Regions from separate parts of the Homo sapiens genome. Here region 2 is linked to region 1. Evidence: chromatin loops called from intact Hi-C (ENCODE). Cell type or tissue: gastrocnemius medialis. All regions are shown on one strand. Links, peaks and the distances in the headings refer to the core of each region. The heading gives the core; the rest is flanking DNA. Region 1 overlaps LOC643339 (a long non-coding RNA gene). Region 2 overlaps LOC643339 (a long non-coding RNA gene).

The links. A loop is a pair of places that touch in the nucleus more often than their neighbours do. Peaks named below come from ENCODE experiments on the same cell type or tissue, not always from the same donor. Only the 100,000 strongest peaks of a DNase experiment are listed, where the experiment ranks them.
Region 2: it touches region 1 in a loop (2.6-fold over the local background); 16 of 110 quality-filtered maps call a loop at or near these places.

What each region holds. Positions count from the first base shown.
Region 1 is chr12:93,239,261-93,244,649 of GRCh38, forward strand. All of the region lies in intron 2 of LOC643339 (a long non-coding RNA gene), which reads right to left. Among named protein-coding and RNA genes, the nearest start is that of LINC02412, 68 kb to the left of the region's middle. RefSeq lists an enhancer at 4,442-4,701. In gastrocnemius medialis, for the core only: a CTCF peak has its summit at 3,087 (motif pointing left); a DNase peak (open chromatin) is centred at 5,011; H3K27ac peaks cover 777 bases.
Region 2 is chr12:93,358,634-93,364,022 of GRCh38, forward strand. All of the region lies in intron 1 of LOC643339 (a long non-coding RNA gene), which reads right to left. Among named protein-coding and RNA genes, the nearest start is that of NUDT4, 17 kb to the right of the region's middle. In gastrocnemius medialis, for the core only: no CTCF peak of the experiment used is centred there; a DNase peak (open chromatin) is centred at 3,118; H3K27ac peaks cover 2,093 bases.

The sequences.
Region 1 (5,389 bases), core at 308-5,307:
AATTAGATGATTAAAGTGGTTTGACAGTACCTGCTTTATAGAAAGAGTTCAATAAATATTGGCTACAATTATTATTCTCCTTTTATACATGGACCTTCATATTTTAGTTAAAATTATCAGCTAAGATTATCAGTTAATTAAAACATTTAAAATAATAATATAATAATTTGTCAAGTCATATTTCCTAGGAATTTCTACTAGGTTTAGGAAGTATCTCTGGTAGCCAGCCTCCAAGATGGCCGCCAACAATCCCTGCCTCCTGGTATTCACACCCTTGTATGGTCCTCTCCCATATGGTATCAGGGTTGATCTGTACAATCAATGGAATGCCACTTCTGAGACTAAGTTATAAGAAATTGTGACTTTTGCCTTTCTCACTTTCACAATAAGATCCCTAACTCAGGTGGGATAAGTTAGCTGCCATGTTGTGAGTAGCTCTATGGAAAGGCCCCTATAGTGAAGAACTGAGGCCACCTACCAACAGCCATGTGAACGGGCCATCTTGAAAGTGGATCCTTCCCCAGTCAAGCCTTCAGATGGGCACAACCCAGGAGAGACCCTGAGCTAGAACTACTCATGTATTAGTCCATTTTCATACTGCTATGAAGAAATACCTGAGACTGGGTAATTTATAAGGCAAAAAAAGTTTAACGAACTCACAGTTCCACATGGCTGGGAAGGCCTCACAATCATGGTGGAAGGCAAAGGAGGAGCAAAGGCACATCTTACATGGTGGCAGGCAAGAGAGCGTGTGTAGGGGAATTGCCATTTATAAAACCATCAGATCTAGTGAGACTTATTCTCTATCATAAGAACAGCATGGGAAAACCTGCCTCCATGATTTAATTACCTCCCACCAGGTCCTTCCTACAACATGTGGGGATTATGGGAGCTACAGTTCAAGATGAGATTTGGATGGGGACACAGACAAATCATATCAACCTAGCTAAGCCACCTCCAGACTTTCGAGCCCTTAAAAACAATATGAGATAACAAATGTGTATTGTTCAAATCCACTAAGTTTGGGGTCACTGTTATGCAGTGATACATAACTAATACATCATCTCTTCTAGAAGCCTTCAACTGACCCCCAGCATTCTGTGCCATATCATAGCACCTACTATATTCTGACTTACATCTTTTCCCTTCATTCTCCCATTCTAGATAATGAGATCAAGGACAGGGACTAGCTCATACTGATTTTTGAATTCCCAGGATCTAGCATAATGCTGCAATTGGTGTGGACTTCAATAAATGTATATTATTGAGCTGAACTATCTTCACTTACTGTACATCCTTTGTCCTTAAAATATAGTTTGCATTTCAGATTTCTCATGAATTCAGGTAGTTCCTGCCATCTAAACAATTAGGCCTGGTTTCACTCAACTAGTATTTGATTATTAAAGTCAATATTAAAATTGTACTATCCAAGATCTTAGACACATCTTTTTTATTTTTGCAATAGAATCATATCAACTTGTAACAGAAGAGGTTTGATAGTACGTAAGGTAGCAACATTCCTCTGTTTTCAAAGTAATTGTGCCATTAGCCCAGAATTTTTCTTTTTTCCAAATAGGATTAAATAACCTGGAGATAAAAGTAGTTCTCCAAAGGAAAAGGTAAAATAATTTCACAGAAAATATTTCCTGAGTTGGTCATATGACATCAGAGATTGGGATTAAAGATTTTATTTTTTTAACTCATTTAATTCATGGAATATAAATTTATTGTTATCAAAGATATCAGTTCAATTTTATTATTGAACCTGTAATTCATTCTATACTTTGATCCTGTGAAGACCAAATTCATCATTTTCTTCAAAAATGTCATATAAAACTTGAGTGATCAGTGACATTCTTTATTTTGTTTTTGTAAAATAAGGAAGACATTAAAGCCATATGAACTTCCTCAGTAAATGGAAAGCAGTCCACATCAATGCATTCCTCATCATGGTCATTACCAAGGGATTCACTACTTCTAGGAGGCTCTATCCTCAGCAAACAAACAATGGCCCACTTCATCATTTCCAAGTTGAAGTTCCTTGCCCCAAAATATACTACAATCCAACAAAGGAATGGACATCATTCTTGCTGATATGTCCCCAGATGACAGCATTCTTAAGAGAAGTTTCACAGCTCTGGATAATGTGAGTTTATCTGCAAGCATTGACACAATACACATTCAAGGGAAGTGGTGGTGGTCTTGGCATTGACACACAGTGGAAACTCAACAGTGACGTAGACTACAGTCAACACACATGTAACATCCTCAGGTTATATCCCACTTCAGTCTAGCCTGGCAGAAACAACTAAAATAAAATACATAAGCATGCAACATCCATATAATAAGTTCAGGAATTAAGGATGAGAATGAAAACCATCTATCCCATATACACAGCTTGGGAACTAAGGACTTGACCTGTCTCTCTAACTCTCTCCCTCTCAACACACACACACACTCACACACTCACTCACACACATACATACACTTTCTTTCCTACATTAACGTAAGTTTACTACTCCACTGTCTTCATTAGCATAACTTTACTATTCCAGGAGATTCTAGCCTAAGCAAATAATTTGATTATTCATTACAGAAACTTCCCAAAAAGATCCTTCACTCTTCAACAGGAAGTACCAGCAGACGGTTAACACCCTAAGGATCTTCAAATCCCTCAACTCAAAATCCTTTCCTTGCTGTTTCCAATTCTACACTGTTGTGTTATTATCCTTATTCAATCTTCATCAAGCTCCCTTACCGAAAGATCACCTTAAACCAAACTCCCAATAAAACATATTTTTTAATTCACCACTGATCGGAAGGCATAAAATAATTTTTTAAATAATAAAATACAACCTTGCTTTTTTCCCCTCAGAGATATTACCAAAGCTCTGCCTAGGAGGTGATCTTCCCTACCACAATAAACAATACAGATAGCTTTGACTTATCAGCAGGTTGTGTTGGTGATATTTGGAGAGCCAGCATTTGACAAGTACTTAGTATGGATCGAGCAATAAGCTAAAACATTTGGAAACTGATATATGGCTTAATCTAAGCTAAAACTAAAGCATCTGGAAACTTAATCTATTTCCCCCTAGAGGTCAGAGGCCCTCACTGTTTAAACAATTCCACATCTGGACATTTAAATTTCTGCCTGGTCCAGCATTTGCTACCGTATGTTAAGAGGAATTATTTGTCTAAATGAAAAAACGTTTCCATGGTCAAACAATTTGAAGACTGATGAGTTAAGAATAAAAAGCATCATTTCTTCACTGTGGGACTTCTCAGGGCCTTTAGGGTATACTACTGGGTATCAAAAATATCCAAGAGGGAGTTATTAATATATAGCCTACGCAAAATGTATATAGATGCTTTGTCCTACAGTAACTCCCTAGATTCTCACTGGATACAACAGGGATGATGGACAGTTTTATCTAACCTTCCATCCTGCCGTTTATTCACAGGCCATTTCCAGAGAACATGGTCAGAAAGGAAGATAAATGACCACAGCTGTCTTAGCCCTCAGCAATCAGCTCCGTGGTAATTTTAGGGCTGCCTTGATCTGTGGGCAGGGGAAAATGAAGGAAATGAATTAGCCTGAGTCCTGCCAGCCTTTAAATGAGGATGCCTGTGTGCCCTGAGCTATGCTTAGCTAATTCCAGCCCTTCTCCCCAAAGGGAATGCTGGTCTTTCAATATACTGCCAGGAGTTCCTTAAACCTTTCCCACATCTGTGAACACCAGGCAGAAGTTGTCCAAATGGTCCAAGTTGCTGATCTTTGCTCAAAGGAAGGCCCTGCTGGCATGGACCCCTCAGTTTACAAAGAGGTGGCATCTGACATACTCTGCCCCACTAACAGCTAAAATCCTCATGCTGTTATCTTTCTTGACTGTACCCTTCTGCTAAGATCTCCACTTAAAGGACATTGTTTTGGTCAGCACTCTGACTTGCTTGTTTTGGGTAAAGGAGAGGAAATTGACATTTACTAGACACTTTCTATGCGTCTGATGTCACATAAGACACTTTACATGCTTTATTCCATGTAATTCTAACAAGTGCAAAAAAATCATAATAGCAAATGTTTATCTAGTGTTTCCCATGTACCATGCACTGTTGTAAATGCTTTACATAGTCTCACTCTCTCAAGGCTCAAGGCAACTCTACGTGGTAGATGCTGCTATTACCCCCACTCTATAAATGAGCAAATAGAAGGATAAAGAGGTGAAAATAATTTGTGTAAGGTCACATAGACAGTAGCAGAGCCAGATCGGAACACAGTCACAGTCCATGCATCTAACCACACTACCATTGTCTGCCATTATCTGTCCTGTCAGATGAGAAAACCAAAGCTCAAAGAAGCAGCTCTCTCAAAGGCACACCGGAAGTGGAAGAACTGGTACCAGAACCCATGTCTGTCTACTCCCAAGTCCGTGTTTCTCCTCTAGACCACAGGCTCTCAGAGCATAGTTCCCAGACCAGCAACATCTGTAACAACTGGGAAACTTGTTAGAAATGCAAATTCTTGGCCCCACTCCAGATCTACTAAATCTGAAAGTCTGGCATGGGGCCCAGTCATCTCTATTTTAACAGGACTCCAGGTGATTCCCATGCAGACTAAAGTTTGGGAGGCACTCCTCTACACCATGCTGCCTTCTGTAGAGCACTGAATTTTGATTTTACCGGCAAGGACTAGAGATAGTGCTGTCTAGTGGTTAGAAGCTCTGGGAAGCTAAGAAACAACTTGGTCATGACCCAGCATATTTCACTGTCCTTGACAGTAGACAGGCCAGGGGTTGCTTTTTCCCCCCTTAGCAAATTCATGGAGCAGAAAAAGAACAGCTGCACTGTGGTCAAGAGGAAGACTGGATTCTGTCCTTGGCCATCCTTTACCCTGCTGATCACTTTTCAGATCCAGAGATTCTCAGTGCCTTTCTGTTCAATGTTCTGCTGCTTTTGCCTGCCAGCTTTGTCAGCTCCTACCTGTGACCCTTCTTGTCTTTCAACCCCTCCCACTTCAGGAGGAAGCACTTCTGTGGCAATATGTTCAGCTGATGAGCTGCCCTCCTGGTTCAGATATTGTGCAATGCAAAACATTTCTTAACAATTCCGGAAGCAAACTTTTTTTTTCTCCTTTATTGCTGTCAGGATCAGTTCAGTAGCTACACTAAAGCTTTCACCACTCACTGCTTCACTGAAAAGTTTAAGACCAGAGCGTTCTGCTGAATCAAGCTGTTGTTGAGAGGTTCAGTGTACGTATATAAAACAGAACAATAATTGATTTTTATAGAGGCTGAAAGAAAGTTAAGGAATCTTGGATGGCTCAGGGTGGGAGCTTGAAAGGCTTTTGACTCAGGATGAAGGATCACATGGTCCTCAATTTGTGCTTAAT
Region 2 (5,389 bases), core at 129-5,128, 120 kb after region 1:
TGCTTGTAATCCCAGCACTTTGGGAGGCCGAGGCAGGCGGATCATGAGGTCAGGAGATCGAGACTATCCTGGCTAACACGGTGAAACCCCATCTCTACTAAAAATACAAAAAATTAGCCAGGCGTGGTGGCGGGTGCCTGTAGTCCCAGCTAGTTGGGAGGCTGAGGCAGGAGAATGGGGTGAACCCGGGAGGCAGAGCTTGCAGTGAGCCGAGATGGTGCCACTGCACTCCAGCCTGGGCGACAGAGATTCCATCTTAAAAAAAAAAAAAAAAAGTTACACAATATAGACCTCATTGTATGTATACATGTTGTTGATGATAACTACAGTTTGAAATTAAATGACCATGTACTAGGAAGATGGTATCAGCCTAGCCAAGGATTTGACACAAAAGACTGGAATGTTTTCAAACCTTACTTAGTAACTTTGTTGCTGGACTACAAGGCCAAAAGCAAGTGGCTGCTTGGACACTGGCTATTCAGCTCTCCTTTAATCTTTCTTAAAATATCAAAGATATGTTTATTTTAAAGATGTCTTCAGTGGATGCATTTTTATTTAAAAACCTGGTCATCCAAAACTGAATTTACTTTTCCCCTAAAGCAAAAGCAAAACCTTTCTAGAAGTAATTGAAAATAAAAGCATTGCCTAAAAAACAAACACTATTCAAAAATCAAGATTATACAATAAGGCCATTGGCTAAAAATAACAGAGACAGAAAGTTCAGCTTGTGGTTTTTTACATTGTTTATTTTTTATCCTCCTATCCTTAATAGGATCAGTTTTTTTCCATGAACAGTTTATTGATCATTTGGTAAGTTTGTTTTTTTTAAATAAAAGACCATTTTTTCCACTGTAAAATGAGAAAATAAAATTTTCCTCAGAAGAAAAAATGTACAACTTCATTAATAACCTGAGTGATAACAGATTAAAATGAGATACCATGTTATAAACAATGAAATTGACTGAGATCAAAGACTCCCCCCACCCCACCCCAATTCGCAATGTTGGTCATGGTGTGAGAAAACAAGCTTATATGGTGTTTTGATAATATTAAGAAATAAACTAAGGCAGTCTTTCTAGAGGTCATTTAGCAAAATCCCTTAAAAAGTGCATTTTTGGCTGGGTGCAGTGGCTCACACCTGTAATCCCAGCACTTTGGGAGGCTGAGGTGGATAGATCACCTGAGGTCAGGAGTTCGAGACCAGCCTGGCCAACAAGGTGAAACCCTGTCTCTACTGAAAATACAAAAATTAGCCTTAGCCAGGTGTGGTGGCACGTGCCTCTAATCTCAGCTACTCCGGAGGCCGAGGCAGGAGAATCGCTTGAACCCAGGAAATGGAGGTTGCAATGAGCCGAGATCACTGCACTCCAGCCTGGGTGACAGAGTGAAATTCCATCTCAAAGGAAAAAAAAAAGTGCATTTTTTGGACATAGCAATTTCACTTCTACGAATGTAAACTACAAAAACAATTAAGCTTTATGTGCAAAGGCTTACCTATAATGATATTAATAACAGGGTTATTTGTAATAAGATGGAAGGAAGGAAGGTTAGAGGGGGAGGGAGAGAATAAAGGAAATCAGAATTTCCATCAATAGGAATTGGTTAAATAAACAAATGTGGTACAGTGCATGCATCAAAAGCAGTATTATTTTTCCATTGAAAGTGATGCTGTGGATAAATATTATTGAAATGGGAACTGTTCACATAGGTTACTAGATTTAAAAAACAGATTACAAAACTCTATGTAACTGTATGTTTCTATTTATATGAAGGTCAAGATCAGGCAAAGCCAATCTGCAGTGATAGAAATCTAAACAATGGTGCAGGGAAACTGGGTAGAGCAGAGGCTGATTTGGAAAGAAGTAAAGGAACTTTCTGGAGTGATGGAAATGCTCTAAGATGATATTCTTGCCATATGGCTTGTGGGGGGGTGGGAAGCACAGAGTAGGTGGACATTTGTCAGAATTCATCAAAATGGTCAGTTAGCATCTATATATTTCATTTCATGTGAGTGATACCTCAATTTTAATAAGAAACAAAATCCTCAAATGTACAACATGATCTTAAGTTTATAATAAAAACAACGGTTTCTATTTGTACAGACAGAAAAGGATTTGGAGACTGTCTTAGTCCATTCTGTGCTACTATAACAGAATATCACAGACTGGGTAATTTACAATAAACAGAAATGTATTGGCTCACAGTTCTGCCAGTATCTGGCAAAGACCTTTTTGCTGCATCATAACACAGCAAAAGGCATCACATGGCAGAAAAGTGATAGAGAACGGGTGTGGGGAGAGAGAGGGAGAATGAGCAAGACAGCAAGAGGAGACCAAACTCATCCTTTTATAAGGGACCCACTCATGCAATAATGTAATAATGGCTTTAATCTGTTTGTGATGGATCCACCCCCATGACTAAATTCCTCCATTAGGCCCCATCACCATCAAGTTTCTAACCCGTGGACTTTGGGGAACACATTTAAACTATAGCAGAAAGGATTTAGAGGTAGTGGGATTATGGGCATTTTTAAACTCTTTTTTTTCCCCACTTGTCTCAACAAATGTTGTAATAATTTAATCATAACAATTAAACACAAAATGCAAATGTATCCAAATGTGTTTCAGTGAGCCTCTCTTGCTCTTAATCTGAATATTTCCTAACACCGCATTAAAGGGTACTGTGAAGATTACCCAGTGCATCACCGACTTGCTTGAAATTCCTTGGAAGGATACCAATGGCGTCCCACCCCTTGTGGAGGTCTTTCACCATAGGCACTTCCGGCCATTTGTTTTACTCTTTCAAACAGCTCAAAATGCCAAAATTAAATCAAGAATTTTATCATTTGGAGGCATGCTTGAAGTAGATTTTATTTCTGGTGCCCAAACCCCTCTCAGGTCCAGAGTAAAAAGCTTCAAATTCCTGAAGGTAATGCAAATACTTTATGGGCTGAGAAGTAGCTGTTTCTTTGCATGTGTCCTGCCAAGCTTCTAAGAATGGTTTTGCCATTAGTTCCAAACCCACAAGCAGCCTGGTCTGAGCTCCACCACCTCCAGCAGGCTTATTACAGATAAGTCAGCTGGTCTTCATGTGACAGAGAAGCCTTCTGTGCCAGGTGTGCTCACAGCCAAGACTGGGTGTCTGCCACCTCATGCTGATGGCAGCTCATGTTCACATGCAGCCCACAGATCTCAGCACAGGCTGCTGGGTGGTTAACGATGCAGGCACAATTACCTCCTGACAATAATAGTGCAAACAACTATGGGCAGTTGGTTGAAGGATGGGAGAGAGGAGGAATAGTAAAAAGCAGATGAAACGTCATTACACTTCTCTAAACTCCTGCAGGATGCAGCCCAGCATCGTGGCTCACATCTGTTATACCAGCACTTTGGGGGGCCAAGGTGGGCGGATCACTTGAGGTCAGAAGTTTGAGACCAGCCTGGGCAACATGGCAAAACCCCATCTCTACTAAAAATACAAAAATTAGCCAGTCATGGTGGCGTGGGCCTGTAATCCCAGCTACTCGGGAGGCTGAGGTGGAAGAATAGTTTGAACCCGGGAGGCAGAGGTTGCAGTGAGCCAAGATCGTGCCACTGCACTCCAGCCTAGGTGACAGAGCGAGACTTCATCTCAAAATAATAATAATAATAATAATAATAATAATAATAATAATAATAAACTCCTGCAGGATGGATACAAATTGAGAACTGAAGTAGGTGGGAATAAGTGAGAACTGAAATCTAGTTTTCCCTTGGGATATAGCCAAAGAAACTAATGGATGAACAGTGCCAAAAGAAACTCACCTCCAACAACCTGGCCTGGATCTGGTGCAGAGAGGAAGACATATGTCCACGGATCTGTATCTCTAGTCTACTGGATAGCTAGACAAAAACGTCCCACAGGGCCATCACAATTACCTGGTCTAACATCCCTGAACTGAACTCAACATCCCTTCCTTGCCTCCAACCTGCTATGTCTTTTGCAAAGACGTATAACAACCAGTGTATAACACAGGCTGCTGGGTGTATAATAACCAGTGACCCCTTTACAAGAGCGAGAACTTAGAAGCCCTTTAGACCTCCTCCTTCTTCATCTTCCACATATGATTAGTTCCAGTTCCTAGTTAGGACACTATCATCCTAATATCTTTCTGACTAGCCCTTCCTTCTTGTTGTGCTGCCAACTGTCACAAAATCTAATTTCCACCTCACTGCCTGAATGATCTGTCTACACTGCAAATCTGATCATGCCTCTGGCCTATGCCAGTCTTTCCACAGTTCTCCATTATCTACCTAGCATATTCTTGAGAAGATCTCAAATGCCTTCACTACCAGGCACTCAAATGTGTGAAGCCATGGGGTTTAATATGGCCAAGAAGGAAGTTGTATGGACCTGGAGAAGATCTGTCCTACCTGAAGTTATTCAAATCAAAAATTATTTTAAAACAGCTGCACTGGCCTGGGAAAACTTTCTGAGGTCACTTTGATACTCTTGGTCTACAATAGAGTCAAATTCCTTAGCCTGTGATGTAGCTGAAGCCTGCTTCTCTAGCTTGTCTTCACCTATTTTCAATTAAGCAGCCTGCATTTTCCTGAAGGTTCTCTTTCACACAGTGATGCCTTTGAACATGATCTTTTCTGCTTGGGTCCGTCTCCTTCTTTCCCCATCTTGCCTAGAAACTTATGTCAAGACCTCATCTGCCAGCCTTTGTGGAGCCCCGGGAAGAGTTATACCCTGGACATGCATCTGTTATTGTTGTTCTTTCCAAGCTTGCAAATATTTATTTTCCTTCTCTGCAAGTAGTACTTAGGGGGCCTGTCTTATAATGGCACAAATTGTATGTTACAAAATAAACGGCAAAGGCTAGAGACAGTTTTCCTCCCCAACATTTTAAATAAGATTGAGAAATTATTGTTTACATCACAAAATGTCATTTAAAAAAAATTCAGAGTGTCCTTTAGGAGCTAATAGAGATTTTATGAGGACCTCCAAATGTGCCCTGTGTCCCTAGCTAGCCTTCATCAATAAACCTGTATTGAATGTGATAGTACAACAATCCTAGGCCAGAAAAACTGCTTCAGGCCTTGATCAGGTTCCCAAAATATTAGAGGTGATATTAATCATTATCATAAAATTTTAGTTGTTCAGAAAAAAAAAAGAAAAAAGAAATGGTCACATGCTCCAGTGCATTTTTAAAAATCACTTAAAGAAATAAAAGAGAACTCAACTCCACTCCCACAACTGGGTCACAAGCTCCATTGGCTAAGGTAGTTGAGTTCCCAGCCACATGAAATAGTTCTATTTCTCAGAACTTGTCCAAAAGACCTCTCCTGCCTGCAGAGATAGAAGTAAGGAAAAGAGAATCTTTCCTACGCCTTTAAGTTTGACC